2 separate regions of the Homo sapiens genome follow, and region 2 is linked to region 1. The links are chromatin contacts, found by Hi-C or POLR2A ChIA-PET in ENCODE. All regions are on one chromosome and are shown on one strand. Each heading gives the region's core, a stretch centred on a gene start or an enhancer-like site at or near the end of the contact. The rest is flanking DNA. Distances are from core to core; before and after follow the strand shown. Region 1 has its middle 73 kb from the start of ARL4C. Region 2 has its middle 150 kb from the start of SH3BP4.

Evidence for each region. Hi-C counts contacts between places; a loop is a spot of excess contacts on that map. ChIA-PET counts read pairs that join two places held with the same protein, here RNA polymerase II (POLR2A). Pooled maps may share reads with other maps.
Region 2: a map of endothelial cell of hepatic sinusoid shows a loop between it and region 1 (3-fold over the local background). The contact joins two enhancer-like sites. A Hi-C loop is called at or near these places in 3 of 168 maps with a recorded cell type or tissue (endothelial cell of hepatic sinusoid, heart right ventricle and mammary epithelial cell) and 2 of 50 pooled maps. POLR2A ChIA-PET finds 5 or more read pairs at or near these places in 2 of 52 experiments (activated T-cell and activated naive CD4-positive, alpha-beta T cell).

The regions. Positions count from the first base shown.
Region 1 is chr2:234,567,058-234,573,077 of GRCh38, reverse strand. No RefSeq gene overlaps it. Among named protein-coding and RNA genes, the nearest start is that of ARL4C, 73 kb to the right of the region's middle. Within about 2 kb of position 3,182, at least 2 of the 41 ENCODE cell types and tissues checked have a DNase peak (open chromatin) inside an H3K27ac peak, as active enhancers do.
Region 2 is chr2:235,095,445-235,101,333 of GRCh38, reverse strand. No RefSeq gene overlaps it. Among named protein-coding and RNA genes, the nearest start is that of SH3BP4, 150 kb to the right of the region's middle. Within about 2 kb of position 2,918, at least 2 of the 41 ENCODE cell types and tissues checked have a DNase peak (open chromatin) inside an H3K27ac peak, as active enhancers do.

The sequences.
Region 1 (6,020 bases), core at 1,933-4,432:
AAAGACCTCTGAAACACTTTTAGTGCAATAAACCTTAGCACAGAAGATTTGTAGAGGAGAGGATAAAGTTTGAACTTGCCAGACCTCCAGAAGAGAGAGAGGTATTGAATGCTGGCTCTGAAAATATTACGAAAACACGTTGCTGATAAGATGGAGCTAAGTTTATTCCTATCAGAGTCAGAGAAAGCACCTGCTAGCAGAGCCTCCTAGCATTTCAGAGTGGTGAGGGCAAAGTAGAATGTTTATGAGAGTGTGGAATATTATTGGCATGTGGTTTAAGGAGCGTCTCTTGCCATGCAGGGGAAATAATTTTGGTTCTCAGTGGGAAAGGGACCGTATATGGAGTTTGGGAACCTCTGGGTTCCTAACCCATCCAGATTCTTTATCTCAGAACAAGCTTGGGGTCTGGGAGGAAGCTGTGCATGTGACCCTAGACAGACTCTGAACAGACATCATTTCTGTGCCCCCACCCAGGGAATGGCCAGAAAGTTTAGAAGGCCCAACTGGCACCGCTTTCTGGGAGAGGATCTTTCCCAGGTCAGTCGTTCATCCACCCTCAGTGCATCCCCTCATGGTTGGTGCGGGAAATGGGGGTATATAAGCTGGGGCTTGGGAGACTCCAGCATCCTGCTGTGAGGAGGCACTAGGCCTGCCAGCACCCCCTCAGCTCATAGCGGAGGAGAGCGGGCACCCCTGGCAACCATGCAACCATCCCCAGCAGCCACGTGGGGCATGTGTCTTTGATGGGAGTATATCACTGAGTATAAACTATATTCCCATTGTTATAATAAGTTCCTGTCATTTGTGGAGCCTGCCAAGCTGTGTTTCCACTTCCTCCAACCCTCGTCTTCAGCTCCACCTTTCTCTCTACCCCTACTCAACTTCCTCAAATCAGTTCCTCTTTAGGGCATGCAGACTAAAACTCAGGTTTACATTTGAGATAACTTTGGGTATGTATAGGGGAGGTTGACAGAGTGCAAAATTAAACACAAGATAACTGGAAAATATTCATACTGAGAAATTCAAAGCTCTTTCAAACTCATCTCCTTGATCCTCACTTTGAAGAAGGAAAGGAAGAGGTGAAGCGACTTTCCTAAAGGCACGGATGAGAGGGACAAAGTTGCTTTTTTCATGGGAGAATTCACTTTCCTTTATACCACTCTGTACACACCACTCCCCCATCCAACAATTACACAGACAGAGAAGAGGAACAAGAAGAGGCCCCAGTGAATGAAAAATAGTTCACTGATGTGTCATGACAAGGAAGGTGCAAAGCTCTAGCCTGGGCTCCTTACACATGTTGCATTCCATGTCATTTACATACACCCTGTGTTATGCTGCCTCTCTGCAGAATTAGAAGCCGTCAACATAGCTACGAACCCAGCAGATTATATTGGTGGCGGCTTTGCATACATTGCTGATGGGGGAGGAGTTCTAGGAAAGCATAAAGCATAGAGGCCTTTGCATAGCTTTTATTTGTAAGGCAAACATTCCTGCAGTACTTGCTATGAAGGCTCTAAATGGACAACATATTAAAGATCATGCATACGTGCTTACAGCAACAGGTTTCTGAGTGTTGGTGAAAATTTTACTATCTCAAGGCTCTTAAAGCTGCATCTCATCAGCCTACCCCTAACCCAGTGCTTGAATATACATCTCTGCCAAGTGGCCATTCAGTCTGTTCTTAAACACCTTCAGTTATAGTCAAATCATTTTCTCCCTAAAGATCTCATGCCTTTCCAGGATGGCCTTTTATTGGAAAGTGCTTCCTTCTCTAGAAGCAAAGCATGACTCCCTGTGTTGTTCCAGGGACAGGCTCACTGCAGCGCTCCTGGAAACTCTAACACAAGTCAAATCCCTTTCCCCTATGGCAGCCCTTCAAATAAATTTTCAAGACTATCATTCTGCAACAGTTTCCCATATAGCACAGACTTGATTTATCCATTCTTCAGAATGTCTTCCTCTGAATGCTCTTTGTCATGTCTGGACGTCTTACAGAGAGTACCGTCCATGGGAGGCAGAACACTACCTGTCCAGGGTAGCCTAGAGCAGGCACCCTCACTCTAGCCATGGGACTCACCTGCTTCTATGAGGTTCCTGTGGTTTTTTCTGGGTTCTCTGTTGGTAAGGACCTTCTTCCTTTCTAGACCCCCTTATCTTCTCCTCTCAAAGCCCTTATTAAAATGCTCTGTACTTGTTTGATTTGCTGTCTCTTTCCTTAGATTGTGAGCCCTTTGAGGAAAAGAACATCAATCTAGCCTATTGGAATGACTCCTCTTGGTTTCAGAGGGAAATGGTGTAAAAGTTTGCATTCAGTCAACGTGTATGTGTAGGCAGTTGCTTGGCAGAATGGTTATTTGAACTATTCGCCAGTGGCTCGAGATTTTATCTCTGGTAAATGAGGGACTTCATCATCAACTGCATGGAATTTTCTCTGGAACAATGAGCTTTCCACCCAAGCGGTCCTGGGCAAATCCCATCACCCTCTCCTTTTTCGTAAGCTTCTGAATTGCTCATTAAAGGGCACTGTCTGGGTTTTAATAGTATTTGGCCCATCACTAGCGCTAACACTAGATATCCATTGGTTTTGTCTGCCCGACATCGCTTCTCCTTTCTTTTGGTAGAGGAAAGTGTCTTCCCGTGGGGAACCCATTTCCTGTGGTTTGGGTGGGCTGGCTGTCATCCCATCCTGTTACAATGGTGGGACAAACCCCAGGCCTGACAATCAGAGCACCCCATTGCTCTGGCTGGAGTGATTGGCTTAGGGACAGGCATCCCACTCATGCTTGACTAGTGACATTCTTCCCCAAGACCTTCCCAGCAGATCTGTAGAGATAAGTGCTTTCTTTCTGCCTCTCAGGGTCAGACCTCTAAACTAATAGGACATGAGTCTGGGGCCTCCGGAAGCCACATGAAGACACTGGCAGAGAAATGGAGAGAGAAACAGAAATGTTATGATTTATTTTTAGGCCATGACCAGACTTTTTGATCACATAAACCGATAAATTGTCTTTTTGTGTCTCAGCTGATTTAAGTTAGTTCCTGTGACCAGAAACTGAGAAAGTTTCTCAATAGTGCAGCAAATGGAACCGTGGAACCACTGAAGAGGAGCAGCAGAAACTTCACAGCTCTTGGGTGGCAGCAGACTCAGATTTACTGAAGCAAGAAAGGGAAGACAGCAGCAGGAGGCTTGACAGCTAGCTAAATAGTTAGCCATGGAAAGAGCAGAAGAAGGAAGCTCAAGAAATCTCAGCAACAAACACTCATGGACTTTTTTCTAAAAATGGAAATTTAAAACTTTCTCGACCATGACCCACAAGAAATACATTTTACACGTTGCATCCAGGACATAGCAATATGCCTGTGAGCCACTTTGTGGTTGAAGGTTTCCATGTTGAGCTAGTTTCAGGAACATTGCCTCCTGTGTTCTCCTTTTGGAGATTCACCCATGGATTTACTGTATCAAAGTCTCTGAGAAATCTTATTCTAGCAATCCTGTTTCATGCACTATTTCTTAAATGTATTTGGTAGCAGTTAACTTGTTATTGCAAAAACAAAAATTATTGACTCCCTATTTTGTGCTAAATACTGGGCTCTGCACTGGTGAAACAGAAGAAAGCCATACACAGCCTGCCCTCACAACGCCTCCAGTCTCAGAGAATACTTAGTAATCCCTCATGATCTACACCTTGGAAAACACTGATTTAGTTTACTCCAATCCCCACTCCTGCATGCAGAATCTGGCCACTCTAGGCTTCGGTCTAGTTCAGCATATACTGCCTCTAGGCACAGATGACTGTGGACAGTTGAACAGGGTATGGGGGGAAGCATCATTGACACGATTGTCTATGTAAATGGCTCCTTTAGGGTTGTGCAGTGCCCAACACGCGCCATTGTCCTCAGTGTCTCTGCTTAGGGCTGATTTCTGGGTTATGCATTACTACTCAAGGCACAGACCCCACGTAACCCCACCTTGGTGGCAAGGTTTCCATCCTGAGTCACTCTTTCTTGTTCCAACTTTTTCCTTTGAATATGTTCAGACCTACAGAGAAGTTTAAAAATAATATAATGGGCTGAGGTAGGCGGATCATGAGGTCAGGAGATCGAGACCAGCCTGGCTAACATGGTGAAACCTCACCTCTACTAAAAATACAAAAAATTAGCCAGGCGTGGTGGCCCGTGCCTGTAGTCCTAGCTACTCAGGAGGCTGAAGCAGGAGAATCGCTTGAACCCGGGAGGCGGAGGTTGCAGTGAGCTGAGATCGCACCACTGCACTCCAGCCGGGGTGACAGAGTGAGACTCTGTTCAAAATAATAATAAGAAGAATAATAAAATGAACATTGCATCTTAGATTCACCAATTGTTAACATTTTGCCACATATGCATTTGACATTTGTGTGCATACACACATATGTGTGCACAGAGACAAAATATATTTATTGATGAATCATTTGAAAGTAAGTTGCAGACATTGTGATCTTTATCCCTAAGTATGCACCAGTCTCCAGTGAATAAGCGCCATCCACATGACCCCAGTACAATGATCCCACGTAAGGAGACTAACAAGAATCCCATGAAATCATCTGAAAGCCACTCCATGTTCAAGTCCCCATTGTCCCAAAAATATTTTACAGTGTTTTTTTAAATCAAGCATTGTATTTGGCTGCTATTCATCTCTATTTTAGAAAATCAAGAATAGCCACCTCATCTTTTGCTTTTCATACTGTTGACCTATTTAGAGGGTCCAGACCAGCTGTCATGAAGACGGCCTTCCTCTAGATTTGTCTGATTGTTTTCTCTTGATCAGATTCAAATACCCTGGCTGGCAACACTCCATTGGTGACACTGCTGTCTTCACAGGGCCCCACCCAGAGGCATGTATGCTGGGTGGCTGCATTCCATCACTCGACGAAGGAGCTGCTACAGAGCGTCTCCATCGGAAGCACATCCTCCCTCTGAAATCAGTGGGTAATGGTGGGATGATACCGTAAGAATGAGGACATTCCCTGTCAAGAGGCTGAATCCCTCATTCTCCTCCTTATATGGGTTTCTCAGGCCTCATTCTTGAACTTTCCCACATTGTCCTCACTTTTCCCTGTCCCAATAAGGGCATCTTATGTCTGGGTGTCATTTTCATCAGAATGCAAAGGTAAACAAGTGAGAAGCGTCTTTGTGTGGCTGGAGCTTAAAGGCTGCAGGTGGACCCCGATATTTGGTGGCCAAGATCACACACTGTGCTGAGGGTCCCGTGGAACCCTCGCCCCAGGATGCACACAGAGAGGCATGTAGCACACACTTGGGAAGCTGAAGAAGGGTTTTTGGAGGAAGTGGTGTCGAAGCTGACATTAGAAGGATGAGCAGCGATCCGGGGGCAATAGGAGAGAGAATGGGGTGGTCAGCATCACATGGGTGGCCCAGATGTGAAGAGAGCACACCCAACCCAAGGGCACAGGAAATCCAGTGTTGCTGGACATCAGGGGAGGAGAGGTGAAGGCCACTGCAAGGATTGGCAGGGGGTTGATAGCAGGGCTGATAGCAAGCGGTCTCATGAGCCACCAGCTGGAGTTTAAATTTGCTCACAAGATCCATGGGAGGAGCATTAAGTTTTATTAAACAGGACTGGTTGGGAGAGGGGCTGATGTGACATGATTGGCCCTTTTAAAGGAGCCCTGTGGCCGTATGGTGGTGGCTGGATTGCTGCAGGGGAACACGAATGGAGGCAGAGCTGCCATTTGGATGGATGTCTGTCACATTGATCCAGGGAAAAGACATTTGCATCCTGAACAATGACCATGCCAATGGGATGGAAAGACTGCATGGAATTCAGTGTGTTTTGGAGGAAGTCTTAATAGTGCTGGGTGCTTGATTGGATGAAGACAAAAACCTCAAGATTGATTATTTCCTTTTCACAATTTTTGTCTTGAATTAGGGTAAACTGTATCCAGGTGGGAAGAAGCACATTTGTCCCAGGGCAAAGGATTTTATGTGAGGTCTTCATAAGAACAGTACACCCTATGTTC
Region 2 (5,889 bases), core at 1,669-4,168, 530 kb before region 1:
AAAGTCACATTTAAAATGTTGAAACTGGGCTGTCTTTATTTGTATAACGAGACTTCCTTCTTGATCTTGCTTCTTTCCTTCCTTCCCTCCTCACTCCCTTCCTTCCCTCCCCACTCCCTTCCTTCCTTCATCTCTTTCTCTCTCTCTCTCTCTGTTTATTTTTGTGAGACAAGGCCTTGCTCTGTCGTCCAGGGTAGAGTGCAGTGGCATGATCATAACTCATTGCAACCCCGAACTCCTGGGTGCAAAGCAATCCTCCCACCTTGGCCTCCTGAGTAGCTGGGACTACTGGTAAGCCAACATGCCTAGCTAATTTTTTTTTCTTTTTTGTAGAGATGGGATCGCCCTATGTTGTCCAGACTGGTCTTGAATTCCTGACCTAAAGCCTTCCTCCCACCTTGGCCTCCCAAAATGCCAGAATTACAGGTGTGAGGCACCACACCCAGCCTGCATTACTTTCTTGACGGGCCTTCTAGAGGTCCAAATCTCCAGGGTGAAAATCACTGACTGTCTCATACAAATGAGAGAAAGGTGGCTCAGAGGGGCAGAGTGACTTTCTCTGAGCTGCACAGCAAGCTGGAGGCACTGATTATAGCATGCCTTGGCCTAAGCTTGTGCTGTCCCTGTCCTGGATGTCGTCACCCCAGGGGTCTGTGTGGCCCCTACCTGCCTACATTCAGATCTTGCCGCACATTTCATCTCCTCAAAGAGGACTTCATGGACCATCTGCTATAGAATATGAGCTCCACAGGGCAGGTGATTTTGTGTAGTATGTTCGTTGCTGCATCTCCAGCACCTAAAGAGTAGGTGACAGCAGTGTAGGTCCTTAAAAAATGTGTGCTGAATGAACGAACGATCCTATACAGAAGACAGGAAGGTATTATTACCTCCATTTTATACACCAGAAAGGGGAGACACAAAGAGGTTAGGGAACTTTTCCCAGACCACTAACTTGTGATGTGCCAGGGCCCCTTGGTGGATACACAGGTGCATAAAGGTGCACACACCTACACAAGAAAAAGAACCCTGCAAAGCTGTCGGCTTAGCTGGAGTAAGTGAGAATGGAGGGATAAAAGACAAGGTGGAGACGCTGACAAGACCACATAATTTGGCCTTTTAAAAAATAAACCAAGGAGGCTGACTACTGCAAGGGTTTACACGGGAAAATGAACGTTAATATTCATCGCTTTTGTAATTGAAAGAGACAAACTTGGAAATTATTGGCATCGTGTTTTGAAACTAACAGGAAACTTAAGGAGCAATTTTGCTGCATCTCCTCATTGAACAGGGCCTAACACTAACATGCTTAGCAATGAAGTGACTTGTCTCCGTTAGCCTGGCACGGCCATGTTCTTTGACCCCCAGCACAGTGCTAGTTCTTTTAAATGATGCATTCAGGGTTCTCAAGTTTTTAACCCAATACCAGCAATCCTTTATTCTATGACAGATGCATAAAATTCTTTTTAAAACTCTTACTGAGGTCAGCTATACTGATTTCTATTCTGATATGATCTGCATTCGTTTTCTATGCTTGTATAACAAATTGGCACAAACTCAGTGGCTTAAAGCAACATAAATTTATTTATGTCTTTATTTTACTACATGAGAATATACAGCAACGGCACAAATGTATTATCTCACAGTTTCTGTAAGTCAGGAGTCTCCAGACAGGTTAACTGGGTCCTCTGTCCAGGGGGTCACCAGACTGAACTCAAGGTGTCACTGTAGGGGCTGTGGTTCTTTTGTAAGCCTCTGGGTCCTCAAAGCTCATGTAGTTGTTGGCAGAATCCAGTACCACGAGGCTGCAGCACTGAAGTCCCTGTTTTCTTGCTGGCTGTCAACTGGGGGTCACTCTCAACTCCTAGAGCGTTCCTGAAGTCCCAGCCAAATGGCCCTTTTAGGACATGGTAGCTCACTGCACAGCTGTTTGGTTGGTCTTCAAGGCCAACTGGCTGGTCTTGGAGTCTTATATGACAAAACATAATCACAGGAATGACTAACCTTTGTTGTATAACAAAGCCTAGCCTAAGGAGTGTCTGTTCCTCAATTCCGAGGTGAAATGCAGGGGGATTGCACACGATATGTGCGCCTGGGGGCAGACATCTCCTGGGCCACCTTAGAATTCTGCCTCCCACACCATTCATTTTCATTGGAATTCCAGCATCTCACTGGAATTCTTTTTAGTTCACTTCTTACATGATTTCTGAGAAAAACTTCACACAAATTTTGTTGTGCACACAAGTTGACCTTTAAATATTTCACCACTACTTCATATTTCATTCGGACATTATACAGATTCCTCTTTGAACCTGGCTTTACTGAGTATATTTACTCTCCACCAGAAATGGTATGCTTGGAATGTGATTTCATTTTATATCATCCACATCCCTAACTGCCAAAACACTGGCAGAGTTCACTCTTGAGGTTGCCCAAAGCTCTTATTTCCCAAAACCATCTTCCACCACATGTGCTAGTGACACGGTGCCTGCAACTTCGAGACTCTTCCTCCTTGCTTTTCAGCCCTGTCCTCCCTGGGCTGACCGTCTGCCTCCTTCAATAGTGGATGCCCCGAAAGGGAAGGAAGATGGGTTTAGAATCAAAGAGCTTCCAGAAACCCCGCTTTCCACTTTGATATTTTGAAAAGAATACAAAGTTCGTTTGGTTCTGGAGCTCTCGATTAATGAAAAATCACCAGGAGGCACAACTGTGGGACTAAATCAACAAATCCCAAATCTAGGAAGCAGATGCTTCGAGGACCTATTTATTTATTCAGCATGTACCTGCGTGGCATTTGTGACTCAGCTCCATAAATGCTCTTACAAGAAGGAAAATCCTCCTCTGAGGGTTTTTTGTACAAAAGAAGGGAAGAAGAGGCTCCTTTCCTGTTCCTGGTTTCTTAGCTTTCCTTTGATGCTTAATACCTGGCTCTGAATCTCACAGTTTTCTCTCTGCTCAAGTTACTGTCATCTGACCTCTAGCGGGTCACCCACTTGTTACAGCAAATCTCCCAGACAATAACTCAGGTTATAAATTACCACAATCTGCTAATGTTTGCATTTACTATTGTGTTTGTCTCTAAGAGGAAACAGTATTGCTCTATTTTAAAAAATGGCTTTGCACTAAGAGGTTGTTCTACCGTGTTCATCTCCAGTTGAATTATTTTTATCAGAGTAATAAATGATTTTAGAAAGCTTAAGGGATTGTGAGTAATTGTTATCAATCTAGAAGAGTATGGTTTCTGCTTTCATAGATCTAGATTTATAATAAAATAAAACTCTGACTCTAAGAATGTTTGGGGAGTTGATTCTTTGGTTAATTTAATTTATGGTTACATAAAAGCCAATCTAAATGTTTGTTTCAGTTACTGTTGTTGAAAGTCCGTCTAAAATGTGATGGTTGAAAAAAATATATAGAGATGCCTTTATTGAAAAAAAAATCTGGCTAATTCTATTTCTCTAATAAGTGTATGGAACTGAGTATAAGGTGCTTTAAAGACTTTTGTGGTAGACAGAGAATACATTTGGGGATATCTGTTCCGCTCAAAATGACCTCCCTAAGCTGTTGCTCTCTGGAGAGCTCTGACCATGTGTGTGTAAAATAATCCTGTCTTCTGGCCACAGTGGAGATGGCACCTGGCCCCAAGAGAGCCAGTCAGAACCTTTTATCTGGGAATTTGAGACTAGGACTAATAATAAAAGGGCAGTTTCTTCCAGTGGCTGAAATGATAACATGTGAACTTCAGAGCTCGGGACAGCCATTTTCTCGACAGCAGTTGGACTAAGGGATAGAGATGGCTGTCCTGTCAAGGAACTGGATTGAAATCAAATAGAAAGCCAGCATGTTCTCCCTAGGTGCCCACTGGCCTCCCGTGCCCGGCACTGGCCTTTCCTGAGGTCCAGTTGCATTTCTGCCATTAGCTTCAATGGTTCCTCTCTGTGATCTTATAGGAAACTCCCCATTTCTGCTTAAGCTGGCTGGTGTTACTTGCATCCCAAAGAAATTCACGCTTGTAGTTCCTGAAGCCATCATGCCGACCACTGGTCCTCTGGTCTGGCTCTGGTGTGGTCCTCCTTCCCTGTCCTCTGTGGTGTCCTTGTACAGCCCATCTCCCATCATCCAGGCATGAAACTTGGATGCTACTTTCCATGTCTCCCTCTGCCCTGCAGCCAAGCAGACGCCAGGACCTGTGCATCCCTCCCTGCTCAGCCTCTCCATATGCCAACTTAAAAAAACAACAATACCTTTTTAGTTTGGATGCTTGCACATTCATATGCAGTTGTAAGAAATACTGCAGAGAGATCTCATATAACTTTCGTCCAACTTCCCCAAGGGTAGCATAACTATAGTATAAGGCAATATCACACCACCAGAAAAATGACGCTGATACACAGAGAGACACGGGGAAGACAGCCCTGTGAAGGCAGAGGCAGAGATTGGAGGGGTGCTGCCATCAGTCAGGGAACCCAGAGCTTCCAGAAGCTTAAAAAGTCTGGGCTTCTTCCCTAGAGCTTTCGGAAGGAGCCAGCCCTGCCGACACCTTTATTTCAGACTTTTGCCTCAAAACACCACAATAGAATAAACTTTTGCTGTTTTAAGCCACCCAGTTGGGATAATTCTTTACAGTAGCCTTGGCAAACTAATACTAACCTTTTCCAGATTTCATTCATTGTGAAATGCGTTTGCGTGTGTGTGTGTGTTTAGTCAGATGTAAATTTATCACATATGTAGATACATGTGAGCACCCCTATAGTCAAGATACAGAAAAATTTCATTTCAATGATCCCTTGTGCTACCTTGGAAGATAGTCTCTGACAATCAGTAATCTGTACTCCACTTCTGTGATTTCCTCCCTTCAAGAGTGCCATAGAAATGAAATGAGACAATGTGTGACCTTTCAGGGTTGGCTTTCCCCACTCAGCATAATTCCCTTGAGATCCTTCCAAGTGGTTTGTTGTATGCATTAATAGTTTGAGTTTTTTTAATTGCTGAGTAGTACGCCATGGTATGGATGCACCACAGATTTTTTGTTTGTTTTTGAGACAGGGCATTACTCTGTCACCCAGGCTGAAGTGCGGTGGGGCGACCTTGGCTTATTGCAACCTCTATCTCCTGGGCTCAAGCCATCCTCCCACCTCAGCCTCCTGAGTAGCTGGGACCACAGGCATGTGCCACCACGCCTGGCTAATTTCTGTATTTTCTGTAGAGACAGGGTTTTGCCATGTTGCCCAGGCTGGTCTTGAACTCCTGAGCTCAAGTGATCCTGGCTTCAAGTGATCTTCCCATCTCGGCCTCCCAAAGTGCTGGGATTACCAGTGTGAGCCACTATGCCCGGCCTTACCACAGTTTTTTAACCATACACCCATGATGGATTACTTTGACTGTTTCCAGTTTTTGGCTATCACAAACAAGTCTATAATGAACACTGATGAACAAGTTTTTGTGTGAATAAAAGTTCTCATTTCTTAGGGTTAAATACCCAAGGGTACAACTGCTGGGCCATATGGCAAGTTCATGCTTGGTTTTGTAAGAAATGACTCATCCTCTTTTCCAGAGGATCTGTACCATTTCACATTCCCACCAGTCACATATGAGTGACCCAGCTTCTTCTCATCCTTGTCAACATTTGGCATGGTCGTTATTTTTATGTTAGCTACTCTGGCAGGTGTGTCTCCCATCCTATTCTGGTTTTATTTTACATTTTTCTGGCTGATCATGTTGTTCAGCCTTTCATGCGCTTATTTGCCATCTGCATATCATCACTGTAAGAGTTCTTCATGTATTCTAGAGGCAAGTCCTTTGTCAGATACGTGCTTTGCAAATATTCTTTCCCAGTCTACAGCTTGTTTCTTCAGTCTCTTAATGTGGTCTGTCAGAGAGCAAACATCTTTA